Regions from separate parts of the Homo sapiens genome. Here region 1 is linked to region 2. The links are chromatin loops, found by intact Hi-C in ENCODE. Cell type or tissue: B cell. All regions are shown on one strand. Each heading gives the region's core, and the rest is flanking DNA. Links, peaks and the distances in the headings are about the cores only.

What was found. Hi-C counts contacts between places; a loop is a spot of excess contacts. Peaks named below come from ENCODE experiments on the same cell type or tissue, not always from the same donor. Only the 100,000 strongest peaks of a DNase experiment are listed, where the experiment ranks them.
Region 1: a loop joins it to region 2, with 2.4 times the contacts of the local background. A loop is called at or near these places in 9 of 110 quality-filtered maps.

Annotation. Positions count from the first base shown.
Region 1 is chr18:58,959,928-58,969,308 of GRCh38, reverse strand. All of the region lies in intron 7 of ZNF532 (zinc finger protein 532), which reads right to left. Among named protein-coding and RNA genes, the nearest start is that of ZNF532, 100 kb to the right of the region's middle. RefSeq lists an enhancer at 435-1,348. In B cell, for the core only: no CTCF peak of the experiment used is centred there; DNase peaks (open chromatin) are centred at 2,768, 3,778, 4,768 and 5,348; H3K4me3 peaks cover 4,059 bases; H3K27ac peaks cover 7,236 bases.
Region 2 is chr18:58,776,715-58,786,095 of GRCh38, reverse strand. It overlaps LOC105372146 (a long non-coding RNA gene), which reads left to right and starts at 5,878. Exons shown (of 4, transcript XR_935537.3): 1 at 5,878-5,938. RefSeq lists enhancers at 2,522-3,283, 3,284-4,046. In B cell, for the core only: CTCF peaks have their summits at 4,149 and 4,348 (motif pointing left); a DNase peak (open chromatin) is centred at 4,345.

The DNA.
Region 1 (9,381 bases), core at 711-8,710, 180 kb before region 2:
CTGGATTTGGCAGACTGGACAGAACTTTCCTCTGTGCTGGTCTCACCCTAGGCCCCAGCTCTCCTCCTGCCAAGCAGTAAGACTGTGTTCTCACTCACAACTCGAGGTGGCTGTGGAAAAGCTCACACCCCGAGGCTCAGGCACAAGAGCTAAAGTGCTCTGCAAAAAGTCCTACAATCCCTCTGGGTCTGAAGTTTTCCCAACTTAAAACTAAAGCGAGCAAGCATCTCCTACCTCCCAGTTACCTTCTGGTGCTGTCTATCTTACAAGTCCTTATTCATTCAACCATGCCCGGGAATGGCCTCTTATTTTCTTTGATGTCCCCACCTGTGGCTAAGTTATTTTCTAGTTGTTTTAGGTTTCAAGGTAATGTCAATTTACAGACGGAATCATGTCCTAAATTCTTAAAATCTGAAAATCTGGTCTGCCAATTGGATTGAGGAACACATTTTCCTAAAGAAATTACAAATGACAGTTATATTCTAGGCCAAGTCCATAACAGCCTCACCAGGCACTGCAGTAGAATCACAACACTGAACCAATGCAACAGAGACAAATCACCCTTTTCAGCACTGATTCAATGAAGAAACCTAATCCCAGCGCAAATCTGGGCTCTTCAAGGCATGAGAGATACGACACTCCTCCCACTCCCACCACCCCAAGGGATCTATGTCTACGCTCTACCTGCCATGGATTCCAGGGACAGGGAGGGAACCGTGGGTCACAAGAAGGGACTTGAGATTGAGAGAGGACAAGGGAGAAGGTTCAGGGAGGCACTGGCCTGGGTCTGCCAGAAGCCAAGGCTTTGCCATCTGTAAGCTTCCAGGTATGGGAGCACCATGATGAGACAGCAGAACCCAATCTCCAAGCCAAAAGGAAGAGAGGGGTAAGGAGCTAGACTCGCTGCAGCCATGGGCACTGGAAGCCGAGCTGGAAGGAAAAGTGCTTGTTTGTGACAGTGAGGGAGCTTAGTCTCTGGCTATGGGAATGTTTTTAATCTGAAATATTTTTGGCCAGGAAGTCCTGGTATATTCTCCCAAAGCAGACAAAGACAGGCACCAAGTCTCCTATTTTTCCTGTCTCAGCAACAGCACCAGCCCAGTGTCAAGGGAGCCTCTACCTTCTGGGCCCCTTAGAGATAAACAGGAAAAGCCAGGGGAGGAAATATCTTCCTTGGTCTCCAAAATAACAGCAGCCCTGGTAGGCAATGAACTACAAATGTCTTAAGTGTCTGTAAACATCTTAGTCACTGTGGTGTTCTTAAGCACCATGTTCTAACCCATTATTGCCTGCATGCCTTGTAGGGTACTGACTTTTCAGAGACGAGTACCATATGTGCTGTACTTCATGTGCAAAGATACAGCTTGGTATCCACAGCTCAAGTGCTGTAAATGATTTTTTCTAACACATGTTTAATGAGCCTGCACTGAACCACTCCCTTTCGGCCGGCAATTCTGGCCAAAGGCTTGCAACTGCCATGCGGCAAGGTAGAAGGTGCAAATCTATAGTAATAAAACGTGGTGAGAGTTAAGTAGCCACAGCCAGTCCTCAGCCAAACTGAGGTCTGAAGCAGCCTCAGCAACCCAGCAGGCCGTGGGAGACCGAATGCCGTGCGTTTCGATTAATTCCTTCCACGGTATTTACCGAGCTCCGACTCTAACTTGCCAGGCTCTCCATGCCCTTGAGGAGATTATAATCTGTTGAACAACAGCAGAAAAAAAAAGTATGGTGGAGGCGGCCACAGGTGCACGGAAGGGTGCACGGGGGGGCAGGGTGGGGATGAAGAGACCTACTGGTGATAACTAGCTCACAGGCAGGCAATGCAGCAAGGAAAGGTATGTCCAGGCAAAAGGAACAGAAAGCAACAAAGACAAGGAAGAATGTGGCACATGTCAGGAAACTGCGAGCAGCTCTGTATTGCTGGAACAAGAATAGGCAAGGGTCCAGGGGGAGGAGAGGTGGAAAAGGAGGCAGGGTAAGATCATGGAGGGCTCCAGGGCCACCTATGACAGTCACACTTCCAAGAGATGCTCTGGCAGCTGTGTAGGGTCTATCGGGGAAAGCTTTGTTATCTGGCAATGGGTTCTAATGATAGGGGGATTGGTTCTGTTGGGGACCCTCCACTGGGACCACCAGCTATTCTACCTCTAGGCCTACCAGCCCCTAAATCCTAGCAGACTTTCAGAAAGAAGCCCACTGACCTGGTTACCAGATTCAACACCTTTGTCTTGCTATTACTTTAATAATTTCATTGCACATCCTTCGATGTGGGGTTTTTATACTTAATATCCAGTGGGATGTACATTAATATACTCTCATGCAGTGTCATGAGAAAACGTGCACACCATAACAATAACAAGAGTTAATAAAGCCACAGCTTTTCCCTTAGACCACATAACAGGACATACATAAATACACATTTATAGCCCTTCAACCTTGTTTATAGCAACCTCGGGTGAGTTTACAGAAAAATGCCTCCAACAGACAGACATCTGACCAAGCAGCAACATGTCACAGTAAAGAGCATATCTTCCTAAGAACCTGAAAGAAAAAAAAAAAAAAAAAAAAAACACAAAAAAATGCCTTTTCTGGCTATACACAAGATGTGGACTAATATTTTACAGTCTTATTTGTGTCACATTTTCAAAATAACGTGTTAGTCTTTCTTGAAAGGATTTATTTTTCTGTCCCTAATGGAAAAATAATCAGTAAATTTTAGAAATGGAATCTGGTCGTTTGTCATTTCATTTTCTTTCAATTTAGAGGGCAAACCTTATGGTTCCTTCTTTGTATCTTTCACTTTGTTTCAGTTCAGTGAAATTGCCTGGTACTGGGGCAAGCTTGGGGCTTTCCAGATTCTTGTTCATGATCCAAAAATAAACAGGTTTGCTAAAACACATAATAGTTATAAAATATAATTTAGAAACAAATTATAAACACCAAGGCAAGTAATTTTAGATAAACATTTTAAATGAAAGATAATTCCCAAAGTAAAAACTCATGGTTTTTCTAGCTATTCTTAAAAATATATAACTCCTAAACTGAAATTATTCTCCAATCTCATCTTCCTGTTAGGCAGCTTTTATAAACTCTCCAGCATTAAGAGCAAAATCCTCTAAATAGCTTATCTCTCAGCTTAATCCCTTTACAGCAGAACTACTCAAGGAGAAGAGAGAGGGTAGGAGAGTAGGAGGGAACGTATGTAAGTGTGAAGGTAACACAATTATCTAGAGAAATTTAAAAATAGACTTCACTCCTACCCAGGTCCTACCCACTTCTCCACATCCCAAACCCCCATAACCAGACTCAAAAAAACCCTGATTCTAACTGTGCTCTCTGCCTCGAGAGCCTCTGCTTTAAGATAACTCCTGGAGTCAAGAAAGGGCCTCTCTCTTGTGCATTTCTCCAGATTTCCGAGACACTGCAGGAAGAGGCTCTGTCCCTCATAAGGCTCAGGCCCTGCTACAATCCATGCAGCCCCCAGATACATCCCAGGCAACTGCTAAATTCAAGCCACTCTAAAACATTTCATAATTCTGCAGGAAGATTTGCCCAATTAATTAACGACACCATGATGCTGTTAACAGCAACTGCAAGTAATTCCAGAAAGCATCAGACCCCAGCTAAGGAATATAAAACCAGGACATTCACAGTCTTCCAAAACTACACACACGTCCAGTTAATGATGGCATAACCAACTTTAACCAAGATTGAACACCTAAATGAAATGAAAATGACTACATCAAAAGCAGAAGTAAAAACTGGATGGAAAGACATATCTGCTAACTGTCCCACATCTATATTGAAAGATTCAAGGAGACTAAAATTAAGCAGCTTTTGAAATGTCAGCTTTCATTCTGTGCAAACTGCAGAGTCTGGGCTAGAAACCTGCCTCTGGCAGGCTGCAAAACCCTGGGGTAAGTTATTGAACCTTTCTCAGGCTTCATTTCCTCACCTAAAAGTGGGATTCGTAACTGTCTCCCCTCAGGAGCCTGCTGCAATGAGATAGTAAGTAGGGTAAGCCCTCAGACAGTGTTAGCCCCAGTATCCTTAACACCCCGCCTTCCAATTTAGCCACAAGCTACCAAAATCACCAATAGTTCAATATGTACTTTAATATGCTCTGAACCAAAAATTTTCAACATCCTTTTTACAACACATTTATAGCCTTACATTAAAAAAAGTTCTTATTAAATCAAGTGGAGGACTTCAGAAAACTACATATAGTAAACCATACTAATAAAATATCAAATAAACTAATAAAATATAAATTATAATAAAAGTTAGTATTAAAAATTATAGATTTATATAGTATAAGAAATATGTATTATATATGATCTATAGTATATAAATATATAAGAAATATATGAAGTAAAAATATTTAGAATATAATAAAATTATAGGCCAGGTGTGATGGCGCACATCTGTAATCCTGGCACTTTGGGAGGCCAAGGCTGGAGGATCACTTGAGGCCAGGAGTTTGAGACAAGCCTGGGCAACAAAGACAACTCCCTCTACCCCGAACTCCCTACAAAAAAATGAAAATCAATAAAAATTAGCCAGGCATGGTGGTGTTCACCTGTAGTCCCTGCTACTCAGGAGGCTGAGGCTGGCAGATTGCTCGTGACCAAGAGTGTGAGGTAGCACTGAGCTATGATCACGCCACTGCACTCCAGCCTGAGCGACAGAGCGAGACTCTGTCTAAAAAAAAAAAGAAAAACTGTGTATACACACACACACACACACACACACACACACACACACACACACACAAACAAAATATCAATTCCAGTGGCCAAAACTAATGAAAAATAAGTTTCATAAAGCCAGCAGTGATATACATTTCTAGCATGAATATACAAACTCTTAATGTGCCTTTTAATCACATCTGACACAAATGCAGAATCAAGTGAGAAGCCATCACTCTCTAACAGTCAACCAGAGATAGAAGAGAACATGCAACTGATTTAAAGATATTTCTCCTAAAACCTTGAGATCACAAATAAGTTCTAAGCCAAAAAAGATAGGAGAAACTGGTTTTTTAAAAAATTTTTTACCTGTTGCTAGGGTAACAGGATTTTGGCAGGAAGTCAAAGTCGCCATAGCTAAAAGATGAGTTTTAAAAGGATAAAAATCTATTATATCCCTACATTTAGATTAAATAAGAGACTTTGTAGTAAGGCATGCCTAATGACAACAGGATGAACTCTAACAGTAAAAGAATGAAAATGAAACCATCTGGCAATGAACTATGCAAACTAGACAGTATTTCAGTATTTTTATCCCCTTAACTAATGGCCATCACCACAGTACAGCACGAAGACAGAAACAACATGGAGATGTAACGTTTTATTTCACAAAGTTATCTAAACAAGTTTCAGGGAGATTAAGGGGGGCAATTATGCCCTACCACACATTTCATACACATGGCTAGGTTCCAGGTTGTGTGGGTGAGCACCTTTTAAATTTTTTTTTTTTTTTTTTTTTGAGACAGGGTCTCACTCTGTTGCCCACACTGGAGTGCAGTGACACGACTGCGGCTCACTGCAGCCTCAAGCTCTGGGCTCTAGCAATCCTCCTGCCTCAGCCTCTGAAAGTGTTAGGATTACAGGCGTGAGCCACTGCACCCGGCCAAGTGGGCACTTTAAAAATTTATATACATACACACACACACACACACACACACACACACACACACACACACATTTTTTTCTTTTAAATACTGTGCAAGTGAGAGTCTCTGTAAAGCTCCTCAGTCAATCTGATTCTAAGCATGGTGGTCCCAAACTAGGAAATGCAAGCTGATTGCCTTGCCATTCTTTTCAAAAGTAACAACAGCACACCTGCCTCAGTGGCTGTGGTCATCTCTCCACACTCTGATCCTTTCATTCTCCCACTTTCCTTCACTGCCACTGCTGTCTTTCACCTACATCTCTGAGTGAACTGAAAGTGAATTTCAGAATGGGAAAGGCTACAAAATAGCAAGTATTCAAATCACCTATCACCTGCACCCTGTATGGAAAATGCAGATGAAATCTATGGACTTTTCTTAAAGGCTTTAGGAACAGAAACATTAAGACATCCTAAAATCATTTATAATCAGGCTTTAAATTATATTGAACAGACTTACTAATGCTGTAAATCCAACATCCAGAGAGTTGTGTCCCCTGCCTTCACCACCAAGAGTGAACGTTGGGTGGAGTCTTTAAACAAATACACTTGAGATCAACCTTCCCCAAAACATAAACTCAACAAAGGTGTGTTGGTGCTATAGCAGTCACACAGTGAGGGCCACAGCAATGAGCATCAGCAGCAAGGGCAGGTGTGCGGCAGATCCCAGGTGGTATGAGTGTTCCCAGCCCTGCCACAACACTGGAATCACCTGGAAGCTTTAAGAATGCCAGGGCCGGCTGGGTGCGGTGGCTCACGCCTGTAATCCCAGCACTTTGGGAGGCCGAGGCGGGCAGATCACGAGGTCAGAAGATCGAGACCATCCTGGCTAACATGGTGAAACCCCGTCTCTACTAAAAATACAAAAAATTAGCCGGGCGTGGTGGTGGGCGCCTGTAGTCCCAGCTATTCAGGAGGCTGAGGCAGGAGAATCGCTTGAACCCAGGGTGGGAGCTTGCAGTGAGTCGAGATGGCGTCACTGTACTCCAGCCTGGGCGACAGAGAAAGACTCCATCTCAAAAAAAAAAAAAGAATGCCAGGGCCAGGTCCCACCCCTAGTGATGCCAATTAGCTGGTCTGGTGAGCACCAAGTGTGCTGGGCCGTAGGCTCTCCGGGTGATTCTCGTGTGCAGCTACCAAGTCAGACTCACTGCTCCCCCTGTAGCCTTCCTGCTGACAAGGACTTCTTCCTAGAAGTTCTGTTTCGATCCACAAATTAGATTAACTGTGAAACCAAATGCTTTCCACAGAGACTTGGTTAGTCCATGGAATGACTTTTAGACTGTGACTGGTTTAAAATATCCACCTCACACTAGCAATGGCTACTACATAGATTACCACTGGTAGTTTCCTTTCATTCCAGTGTCCGAGGAGAAAGGTCACATTGGCCCTAGAATCCATTTTTTTTTTTTTTAGACAGAGTCTCGCTCTGTCATCCAGGCTGGAGCGCAGTGGCGTAATCTCGGCTCACCGCAACCTTCACCTCCCGGGTTTAAACAATTCTCCTGCCTCAGCCTCCTGAGTAGCTGGGACTACAGATGCCCGCCACCATGCCCAGCTAATTTTTGTATTTTTGGTAGAGGTGGGGTTTCACCATATTGGCCAGGCTGGTCTCAAACTCCTGACCTCAAATGATACATCCACCTCGGACTCCCAAAAGTGCTGGGATTACAGGCATGACCCACCATGCCCAGCCGACCCTAGAATCCCTTCTATTCCATTATTTTACAGATGAGCATCTGGCCACTACCTGAATACTTCCAGCAACAGATAGGCAGACATTTCACTCATGCATGGCCCCAGCTGGTCTGGAATTATCACATGCTGGTCCTCACATGGAGGACATCTATCTGAAGACAGCTATCAAAGCTCCCCTTAACCCCAACTTCTCTCTTCCTCCTGCCACTGTTTCTAGACTCAGCATTCTGCTTACCCTCCTCTGCTAGTTGTCAGCATCCATCTTAAATCGATGCAATGGAACCTTTCCCTGTTTAGATTCACTGTGGCCACCTTACTGCAGGTGACAAATACTACTTGTCATTCCCTCCCCTTTGCGGTACACGCGGGAATATACTTGGGGCTGCTCACATAATTCATTCTGGGCAATGACTCGTGTTGTGCATCATATCCAGAATAACGAGCGTGTAAAGACCAGGCAGGACTCGCCAGTCTTTTTTTCAGTAACACCTACGTTGAGACAATGGGGCTGAAAGAAACAGCCTTGATCACTGAGTTACCAGTGGAAGGGATGACTGCCCCGGAGAAATGCAAACTCTGCATAGCAAACTCTGTATGTGCAAGAAATGAACTTTTATTGGATAAATCAATGGGCTTTGGGGGATTGTACTGCCACTCAGACTAAGCCAGTAGTTCGCAAAGCATGGTCCCAAGATGAGCAGCATCAGCATCAGCATCAGCTAGGGCTTGTGAGAAATGCAAATGATCGGGTTCCATCCCAGACCTGCTGAATCAGAAGCTGTGGGGTAGAGGCCAGCAACTAGCTGAACAAGCCTTCCAGTTAATTCTGACGCACACTCCAATCTTGGGAACCGCCAGCTAGATTATGGTGCCAAGTCAAAGGAAGGGTGTTAGCTTTCCTTGATATGAATGCTACATCAGCAGCCACAAAGAAGGATGGGTTATAGCAAGATAGTCAAATAAAGACAGAATACTTTTTCATAGAACTTAGCTAAGCCATATCTACCTCACATAATATCTGTGTACTTTTATTTTTTTTTTAAGTGAAAAGCTCTGCATTTAAGATCTGCCTTGCAAAATCCCTCCTAGCTTCTCTTCCTATAATTAAGTCATTGATAGAAAGACTGAGGAAAATCTGATCCAAGATGGAAGCTTTCTCTCCAACAAGGCAGTGAGCCATGAGTCAGCTATCCATGCAATATTTCACCCAGGCCCTCCTGCACTACACTGTACAGAACAGTATCAAAACAGACAGAATCTGTCAACAGTTTTGCTGAAACCCAGTTTCTGTCTAGAGGGTTATTCTACCTACCAACTGGTCCCTCTGTAAAGAAAAGGAGATTGATCTGCAATCACATGTTCTTAGTCTTCGCCTAGTTCTTTTGCCCAGTGCTCAGGCAGGAACCAGCTACTTCACCATCTGTTCTCTGAAATGGCTGTGCTCAAGTAAGGTCAGATAGACTTTATCTGAAATCTTCCGAATCTATCCAACCTTCTCCTTTCACACAAGCAGGGTATCTGGCCACAGCTCATTCTCCATGACATGCATATATTTGCAATCTCCTTTCACCCCATGTAAAGATGGAAAATTGGCCCAGTACAATGGCTCACACCTGTAATCCCGACACTTTGGAAGGCCAAGATGAGACGATCACTTGAGCTCAGGAATTCAAGACCAGCCTGGGCATCAGAAGGCATCTCTACCAAAAAATTTTTTTAAATTAGTCAAGCAGGCCAGGCGCAGTGGCTCATGCCTGTAATCCCACTTGAGGTCAGGAGTTCAAGACCAGCCTGGGCAACAGGGTGAAACCCTGTCTCTACTAAAGATACAAAAATTAGCTGGGCGTGGTGGCACGCACCTGTAATCCCAGCTACTTAGGAGGCTGAGGCAGGAGAATCGCTTGAACCTGGGAGGTGGAGGTTGCAGTGAGCCAAGATCGTGCCACTGCACTCCAGTTTGGGTGACAGAGTGAGACCCTATCTCAAAAAAATAAAAAAAGAAGAAAAATCTAC
Region 2 (9,381 bases), core at 402-8,401:
CTGGGCAGGACGCACAGCTGTGTGTTCTGTATGACCTGTTTTACACATTAAATATTTGAAAATAAATAAAAACACAACCCACAATGTTAACAGTGCTTACCTCCGGGTGTTGAGGTTTAGGGGTGATTTAATGGACTTCTTTTTACCTTTCTATATTGTATACATTTCCAAAATAATTTTATCAAATTACTTTTTTAAGTAGGAAAATCCTATGATAGAACACTGTGCTCAAGGCATGAATCCTGTGTTGTTGCTCCAGCTCTCCAGCCGACAATGTGAACTTGGACAAGCCACTGGATCTCGGCTGAGCTAGAGCATCTGAGACAGCCACTAGGTGCTCTCAGCCCAGGACCTGGGGCACTTAAAAAACTCCTTGCTCTGAGTCCCTGCCCAGAGTAACTGCATCTGTATTTGCAGGGTCGGGTGAGGCCTGGTTATGGGAATTTTTCAAAGGTGAGTCATGGACACTAATGTGCAGTTTAGGGCAGGCTTCCCTGATCCAAAGGCTCTAAGGAAGGCCTTGAAAGCCACGATGAAGACCTCATCCCATGGGAGCTGTGGGCTCCTTCAGAGCTGGGAGAGAGGAGGCGGGTGGTGGCTGCGGCACACCTTTCTGTGTCTGTTGGCAGCATCTCAGCCGCAGGTAGCAGGTGGGGTCTGATTCATCTCCAGCAACATTTACAGACAATGAGTCACAACCAAAGAAAATCACGTATCCCGAGAGGGAAGCCAGGTCCTCTTTGATTCCAAGCACCGGGTGAGATCAGAACAGGAGGACCAGGCAGGCAGTGTCTGGCGGTGGCTCTCCCTTCCTGCAGCAGGGGAGCAAAGCCGGGGGTCTCTATTTTGGCGGGGCTTGTGGTTGAGGAGAGGGGAGTGAAGATGGGCCGGAGGGAGAAGTGGGATCAGGCTGGTGGCCTTGCTTCCTCTGGGCCAGTGAGCAGTGGCCACTCTGCTGGCCAGGCACCTACCCTCCTCCAAAGCCTGGAGATGAGGGCAAGTGAATCCTTCACTCCTCTCTTGGGGTTATTTCTATGGGGAGGGGGCTGGGCCCTCTGCTGGTTCCCTTAGCAACAGGGCCTGGCCCAGCTGCATTGTGCAGAGGCCCCAGCTAGGAAAGGCAGAGGGGGAAGGAAGGGAGGAGATGGTTTTCCACGGCCTGCCCTTCTCAGAGGTGGCGGGGGCTGTCAACATCCCAGAGCCCTTGGTTCCGGAGGGGGAGGGGATGCCCGTCGAGAACTCAGTCTTTTCCCAGGGGGAGAAGGCCAGAGAGGGGCCCCGTGGGCATCACTGAGGTCATTGTTTACATGTAGAAAATTAGGCTGCAGCCACTCTTGGCTGCATCCCGGGTGGGAGGTGTTAGAAAGAGGACCAGACCAATCTTGCCCTTTGACGCTGCCCAGAGGAGGCGACCAGTCCCCGACAGCCCTGCTTGGCGGCGGGTCCTGGCCTTCCATCCTCTGTGCGCACGCGTGGCATTTTCTGACCTGCCCTTGTCAAAATGACTGCATGTTCTTCTTAGCATTTGGATTTGCAGAGCTTCTGAAGGGCTTCTGCCTCTGAAGTCCCCTGCCCTGCCTCGGTTCTCACGCCTTCACGCTCTCCCTGCTCTTCTTGCTCTTCCATTCTGCGTGGCTGTGGTCCCCTCTCCCTCGCCCCATCTCTCCTGCTTAGCGTCCATCTCTCCCCACGTTCCTTCTTCCCATTTATTCCTCCCCCACCACTATTCCAAAGCCAAACAAATTTCCCGTCCTCTTTCCAGTCTGTTTTCCCTCAGGATAATAAAAGTTCTCTCGGGGATCAATAAAACCATCCAGGCTACAAGACATTAGCAAACTGTGACCTAGATAGGCAATGCATGTTAGAAAGCTTTTGCCAATAGTGATATTTATTTTTATTTATTTAATTTATTTATTCATTTATTTTGAGACAGAGTTTCGCTCTGTTGCCCAGGCTGAAATGTAGTGGCGCAATCTTTGCTCACTGCAACCTCCGCCTCCTGGGTTCAAGCAATTCTCCTGCCTCAGCCCCCTGAGTAGCTGGGATTACAGGCATGTGCCACCATGCCTGGCTAATTTTGTATTTTTAGTAGAGATGGGGTTTCTCCATGTTGGTCAGGCTGGTCTCGAACTCCTGACCTCAGGCGATCCGTCTGTCTCAGCTTCCCAAAGTGCTGGGATTACAGGCGTGAGCCTCCGCGCCTGGCATATATTTATTTATTTATTTATTTATTTATTTATTTATTTATTTAGAGATGGAGTTTCGCTCTGTTGCCCAGGCTGGAGTGCAGTGGGGTGACCTCAGCTCACTGCAACCTCTGCCTCCTGGGTTCAAGCGATTCTCAGCGATTCATTCCTTAGCCTCCTGAGTAGCTGGGACTACAGGTGTGTGCCACCACACCTGGCTAATTTTTGTATTTCTTTTTTTAATAGTAGAGACAGGGTTTCACCATGTTGGCTAGGCTGGTCTTGAATGTCTGACCTCAAGTGATCATCCTGCCTCAGCTTCCCAAAGTGCTGGGATTACAGGTGTGAGCCACTGCATCTGGCCCCAGTAGTGATATTTAAATGCCTTGATATGTAAAGGTTTGAGCTTCCAAATGGAGATCACGATTATTGTAAAAGTGACCACTTTTCTGACCATGCCCGATGAAAAAGATGTTAGCATATATTCTAAACGCCATTAAGTGTCTTAAAAAGAACATAAATGTCTTCTGGAGGGATATATTGATGTTTTTAGTAATTCTCATATTGCCACTTTCTTAGAGATCATTATTTCGACCTAGAAAATATCTTTTTTTTTTTTTTTTTTTTTTTTGAGATAGGGTCTGGCTCTGTTGTCTAGGCTGGAGTGCAGTGGCACAATCTCAGCTCACTGCAGCCTCCACCTCCTGGGATCAGTTGATCCGCCAGCCTTAGCCTCCTGAGTAGCTAGGACTACAGGTATGCACCACCGTGCCTGGCTAATTTTTGCATTTTTCGTAGAGACAGGATTTTGCCATGTTGCCCAGGCTGGTCTCGAACTCCTGGGCTCAAGCCATCCACCCAGCCTCGGCCTCTGTGGTGAGCTGCGTGCCCGGCCTGCAATGCTCTTAAATACACACTGGGGAGACTCAGTCACCCATTTCATGATGGCCCTTTTCATTATTGAATGCATCACCCACATAGAGGAACAATACCCAGGACCCAGCTTTCCACAAACACAGAGGAGGTGGGCTTTCCTGCACTGCTGTGATCTCAGGGCAATGGGAAGCTTCCCCATGAAGTGTCCTCTAGATCCAGGTAGTCTAACATGAACTGGGCCTGAAGTGCCAGTGTCGGAGGATGCTTCTTCTGAGGTCTTTGCTCTGTCTAGGGTCCTCTTTCCAAACGCACATGCCAATGAAGGAAATTTGGGGACCTCTTTCTGGAAAGCATTAACCGCTGCCTAGCTGGGCTTGGGGAGTCAGAGGGAGTGGGCTCCTAGGAAGAGCAACTCGGGTGTCGGGGCGAGAACAAGTGGGAGAGAGAATGGGGCAACAAGGAGAGGATAACTGAGGTCCCATTGTCCTTCCCAAGGTGTGTTTCTTTTTTTTTTTTTTAAGGCAAGGTCTCACTCTGTTGCCCAGGCTGGAGTACAGTGGTGTGACCTTGGCTCACTGCAGCCTTGACCTCCTGGGCTCAAGTGATTTTTCCACCTCAGCCTCCCATATAGCTGGGACCACAGGTGCATGCCACCATACCTGGCTAATTTTTTAAATATTTTTTTTGTAGAGATGAGGTTTTGCCATGTTGCCCAGGCTGGTCTCGAACTCCTGGACTCAAGTGATCCACCGGCCTCGGCCTCCCAAAGTGCTGGGATTACAGGAGGGAGCCACTGTGCCCAGCCAGTAAAATACTTTTAATTTGATATTTGTTTCACGGTCTCTGTTGGGCTTTCTGGCTCCTCCCTGCTAATTTTTGGCTAGAAATGGAGAAGAGGGATGGTGGCAAGAGGAGGGTGTGTGCGTGAGTGGCAGAGGGTGAAGGAGAGTGAGCTGGTTGTTGGGCTGAGTGGTAGTGGGTGGATGAGAAGGAAGCTGTCTCCCAGCTTCGACACAGGGTTGTGCACACAAGAGGCCACATGCCACACCATATACCATGCACACCACCTCACACACGCACACTGAATCACACACACCATATACACACCCCTTACCCCATGCCACACACATACAACATCACACGCACACATCATGCACATAATCACACACCACGCACATACACACCACACACACTACACTGCACATTATACACACACCACCACCAAGGCATACACACACACAGGCACATGCCACACACAGCCTTTAGCCTTTCGAGAGAATAACACTGCCACCTGGTGGCTATTCACGTGCAAAGGCCCCGCTGAGTCTCGAGCATCAGTAACACAAGTTGTGTTACTCTGTACTTAGTGACTCTGGTTCCCACAGTCGAAAGTCTGCTCTTTTGACTCTTTGACTCTGCTCCCTCATGTCCTTTTCTCTGAAAATGAGCCAAACCATAAATGTACTTCTGAGGAGTGTTCGACAGTGTTCCCGGGAAACTCTGGGTGAGACAGAGAGCACTCCGATAACATCTCCCAAACGCGCTCCTGGTGCTCAGGGCCTTCAAACCCAGACAACTGGGCTTCTTTCGGAAAGAAGCTGTGGACTTGAGGAGGCAGAGAATAGCCAAAGAAAGGGCTTGATTTCAGGAGCTGATTCCAGCCTCTGTCAATACTGTGCATGTTTTAGCTACAACGACGGAAGAGCAGAGAACCCTGCATTATCAATATCAATTTCTGCTTCCCTGACCCATGCTTGGTATCTCCAGTAACGGCTCATTTCACTTTGCGATAATTAAAAGAAATGCCATCCATTTGCATTTTGAGTTCCTGCCCTGGGCCAGGCACAGTGCCTGGGAGTTCTGTCCGCTCCATCCACTGCTGGTGGCCTCAGTCCTCCCAGAAGGTGCAAAAACAAGTGTGCTCCTTGCTTTTTCTTTTTTTGAGACAGGCTCTCTCTCTGTCACCCAGGCTGGAGTGCAGTGGCACAATCATGGCTCACTGCAGCCTTGACCTTTTGTGCCCAAGTGATCCTGTTGCCTCAGAGCTAGGACTACAGGTGTGAGCCACCACATCTGGCTAATTTTTAAATGTTTTGTAGAGGCCGGGCGCGGTGGCTCACACCTGTAATCCCAGCACTTTGGGAGGCTGAGGCAGTTGGATTGCCTGAGGTCAGGAGTTCGAGACTAGGCTGGCCAACATGGTGAAACCCCTTCTCTACTAAAAATACAAAAAATTAGCCGGGCATGGTGGCACATATCTGTAATCCCAGCTACTTAGGAGGCTGAGGGAGGATAATTGCTTGAACCTGGGAGGTGGAGGTTGCAGTGAGCCAAGATCGTGCCACTGCACCCCAGCCTGGGCAACAGAGCAAGACTCTGTCTCAAAAAAAACAAAAAAAGTTTTGTAGAGACTGGGGTTGGAGGGAGGTCTCCTTATACTGCCCAGGCTGGTCTCGAACTTCTGGGTTCAAGCAATCCTCCTGCCTTGGCCTCCCAAAGTGCTGGGATTATGGGTGTGGGCCACTGTGCCTCGCCTGCTTTCTTTTTCAACCAGTGACTCAGGAAGTCCAGGGCACAGGTGATCTTTATCTCCCTACATCGATGCAGCAACAGGGTTCAGCTGAATGAGATCCTATGCATAAGGATATGGTTTAGATTTGTGTCTCCACCCAAATCTCATGTTGAGTTGGAGGAGGGGCCTGGTGGGAGGCGATTGGATCATGAGAACGGATTTCCCCCTTGCTGTTCTCGTGATAGTGAGTGAATTCTCACGAGATCTGACGGTTTAAAAGGGTGTGGCACCTCTCCCTTTCTTCTTTCTACTGCTCCGCCATTGTGAGGGCGTGCTTGCGTCTCCTTCGCCTTCTGCCATAATTGTAAGTTTCCTGAGGCCTCTCAGCCATGCTTCCTGTACAGCCTGTGGAACTGTAAGTCTATTAAACCTCTTTTGTTCATAAATTACCCAGTGTCAGGTAGTTCTTCATAGCAGTGTGAGAACGGACTAACGCACATACTGAGCATAACTCACTGCCTATCACATCATATGTGTTCCTAATGGTAGCTGCTTATGCATATAAGTAATAACGATGCTTGGGAGCAATGTACATTTTCAAGTGCCTTGGAATTTTATAAGGACTCATTATAAGGCATCAGAATTTTCAGCTATAAGAATTTTTATTTATGAGGAAGTTTAAGTTCTTTCCAAATACTAACCCATGAGTCTTTGCAAAATCCCCTGGAAGTGACTGACCAGAAAGGGAACGCTGGCCGACCATTAATCTGAGTAATAGAGTTAGGACAAGGTACAGGCAGTTCTTCAAAGCCTCCCTCAAAGTCTGGAGCAATAAAACTGTTGTAAACAATTTGGTATTGAACTGTATGTTCTAGGTAAAGGCGGACTTATTTGCCTCAACACCGGCAAGGAATACAGTTGTGAAAAATGACTCAGGATTAGTCCACGAGCAGGGTGACAGGGAGGACTGGAGGGCTCACATCGTCCCTTCTTTTCCTCCCCAGTATTTGAATATAGGTGAAATCAAGTCAATGTGAGGATTAGAGGAGGATGTAGGATAGGAGTGTGGAAAGCGACATCGGGTGGGCTTTCAGGGCCTTGGAGAGGCAGGTGGGTTCTTGTGCCTGTGTCAGTCGTGGTGGTGAAGAGTTAAGTGCAGCTCTCTGAAGCTGAGTTGCTTCCCCCTAAGCTGCCTGTGAAGCTGGAAACTAGGCTGTTTACCTCTTATTTCTCCTGGGTCAGAACTCTAAGCACTTTCTGTTGGAGACATTTCTTTTTTTTTTTTTTTTTTTTTTTTTTTGAGATGGAGTCTCACTCTGTTGCCCAGGCTGGAGTGCAGTGGCGCAATCTCGGCTTACTGCAAGCTCAGCCTCCCGGGTTCACACCATTCTTCTGCCTCAGCCTCCCTAGTAGCTGGGACTACAGGCACCCGCTACCATGCCTGGCTAATTTTTTGTATTTTTAGTAGAGACAGGGTTTCACCTTGTTGGCCAGGATGGTCTCGATCTCTTGACCTCGTGATCCATCCGCCTCGGCCTCCCAAAGTGCTGGGATTACAGGTGTGAGCCACTGTGCCTGGCCTGTTGGAGACATTTCTAAGTGTCCAGAAGAAAGGCAAAAAAAGAAGAGTGAAAAAGTTTAGAGTAAGTCTATCATCTATGCATGTGACTGTTAGGAGTAGAGCTTAAGGCCACATTCCTTGCCACAGAGTCTAATTCCAGCTTGTTCTTTGTCTCCTTTTACCTGTCTTTAAGCTTTTTTTTTCCTTTGGAGGCAGGGTCTCCCTCAGTTGCCACTGCTGGAGTGTAGTGGCGTGATCATGGCTTACTGCAGCCTTGAACTCATGGGCTCAAGCGATCTTCCTGCCTTAGCCTCTGGAGTAGCTGGGACCAGAGGTGCGTGTCACCACGTCCAGCTAATTAATTATTATTTTTTTTAAATTTAGAAACAGGGTCTCACTATGTTGCCCAGGTTGGTCTCAAACTCCTGGGCTCAAGTGATCCTCCCACCTCAGCCTCCCAGAGTGTTGGGATTACAGGCATGAGCCACTGTGCCCAGCTGAAGCTTTTTTTTTTCCTTTTATTTTTTTCTTTTTTTTGAGATAGAGTTTCACTCTTGTTGCCCACGCTGGAGCGTGATGGCTTGATCTTGGCTCACTGCAACCTCCACCTCCTGGGTTCAAGCAATTCTCCTGCCCTCAGCCTCCTGAGTAGCTGGGATTACAGGCATGTGCCACCATGCCTGGCTAATTTTGTACTTTTAGTAGGGATGGGGTTTCACTAAGTTGGTCAGGCTGGTCTCGAACTCCTGACCTCAGGTGATCCATCTGCCTCAGCTTCCCAAAGTGCTGGGATTACAGGCACGAGCCACCATGCCCGGACCCCAGCTGAAGCTTTTTTTAAAAAGCCTTTTTATCTTAAGATGATTTAAAGCTTACAAAAGAGTTCCCATCTACCCTCCACCTAAATTCCCCTAAAGTTAGCATCTTAACATCAGGACAGCCCTCTTTACTAAACTGCAGACTTTATTCGGGTTTTACCAGTCTTTCCATGAATGTCCCTTTTGTGTTCCCAGATCTCAACTACACATGGCGCGTGTAGTCGCTTGTCTTGTCTGCTTAGCCTCCTCCTACCTGTGACAGTTCCTCTCTTTCCTGACCTTGACCCCTGACACTTATTCTGCAGACCGTCTTTCAGTTTGAGTTTGATGTTTTCACATGATTAGATGGAGGTTATGCCTTTTTGCAAGAATATCTCAGAAGTGAGGTTGTGCTCTCTTTAGCAGGCCACATCAGGGGCATGTGATGTTGACATGTCTCATTACTGGTGATGTTACTTTAGCCATATGACTAAGGTGATGTCTGCTGGTCTCTCCTCCAGCCTGTCTTTGAAGACAGCATGGCCCCTCACAGCTCCAGGACAGCCCCAACCCCAGCCAGAAGGACGCTTCTGGGAAGTTCATCTTCACCTGCAGCTCTTAGAGTCGAAAATAGGCTGCTCAGAGCTGAGCTAGGGCCCAAGTGGGTGCTCTGTAAACCTGCACGTTTCTAATTTGATAGAATTGATTATTTCAATTGAGGTTCAAGCTGATGATTACATGAAAATAAGCCAGGTGAGGTGGTTCACACTTGTAATCCCAGCACTTTAGAAGGCTGAGGTGAGAGGATCACCTGAGGCCAGGAATTTGAGACCACCTGGGCAACATAGTGAGCTCCGTCTCTACAAAAAATTAAAAATTAGCCAGGTGAGGTGGCACACCTGTAGTTTCAGCTACTCGGGAGGCTGAGGCAAGAAAATTGCTTGAGCACAGGAGGTTGAGGCTGCAGTGAACCGTGATTGCACCACTGCGCTCTGGACTGGGGGACAGAGGGAGACCCTGTATCAAAAACAGTGATCCCACCTAAGAGATGAAGGAGCTGATGGATTTATGCTCTAACTCATATCAGTCACTGGTTGAAGAGGCGGGAGTTGGTGTGAATCCCTGGGTACCTCCAGGCTGCTGGGTACATAGGCAGAACCACCTCTGGAGAAAACCCTTAGGAAACAGATGCAGATATTGGCATTTGGAAGAGCACATTGAAGTGGTGAGCCCTGCAAGATATGGGCAGAGTACCAACATCTGCTATAGGAAAGAAAGAGAAATTATGTAAGTGTTGTTGTTGTTGTTGTTGTTTTTTGTGTTTTTTTTTTTTTTTTAGAAAGTCTCGTTCTGTTGCCCAGGCTGGAGTGCAGTGGTGTGATCTTGGCTCACTGCACCCTCCGCCTTCCGGGATGAAGCAATTCTCTTGTCTCAGCTTCCCAAGTAGCT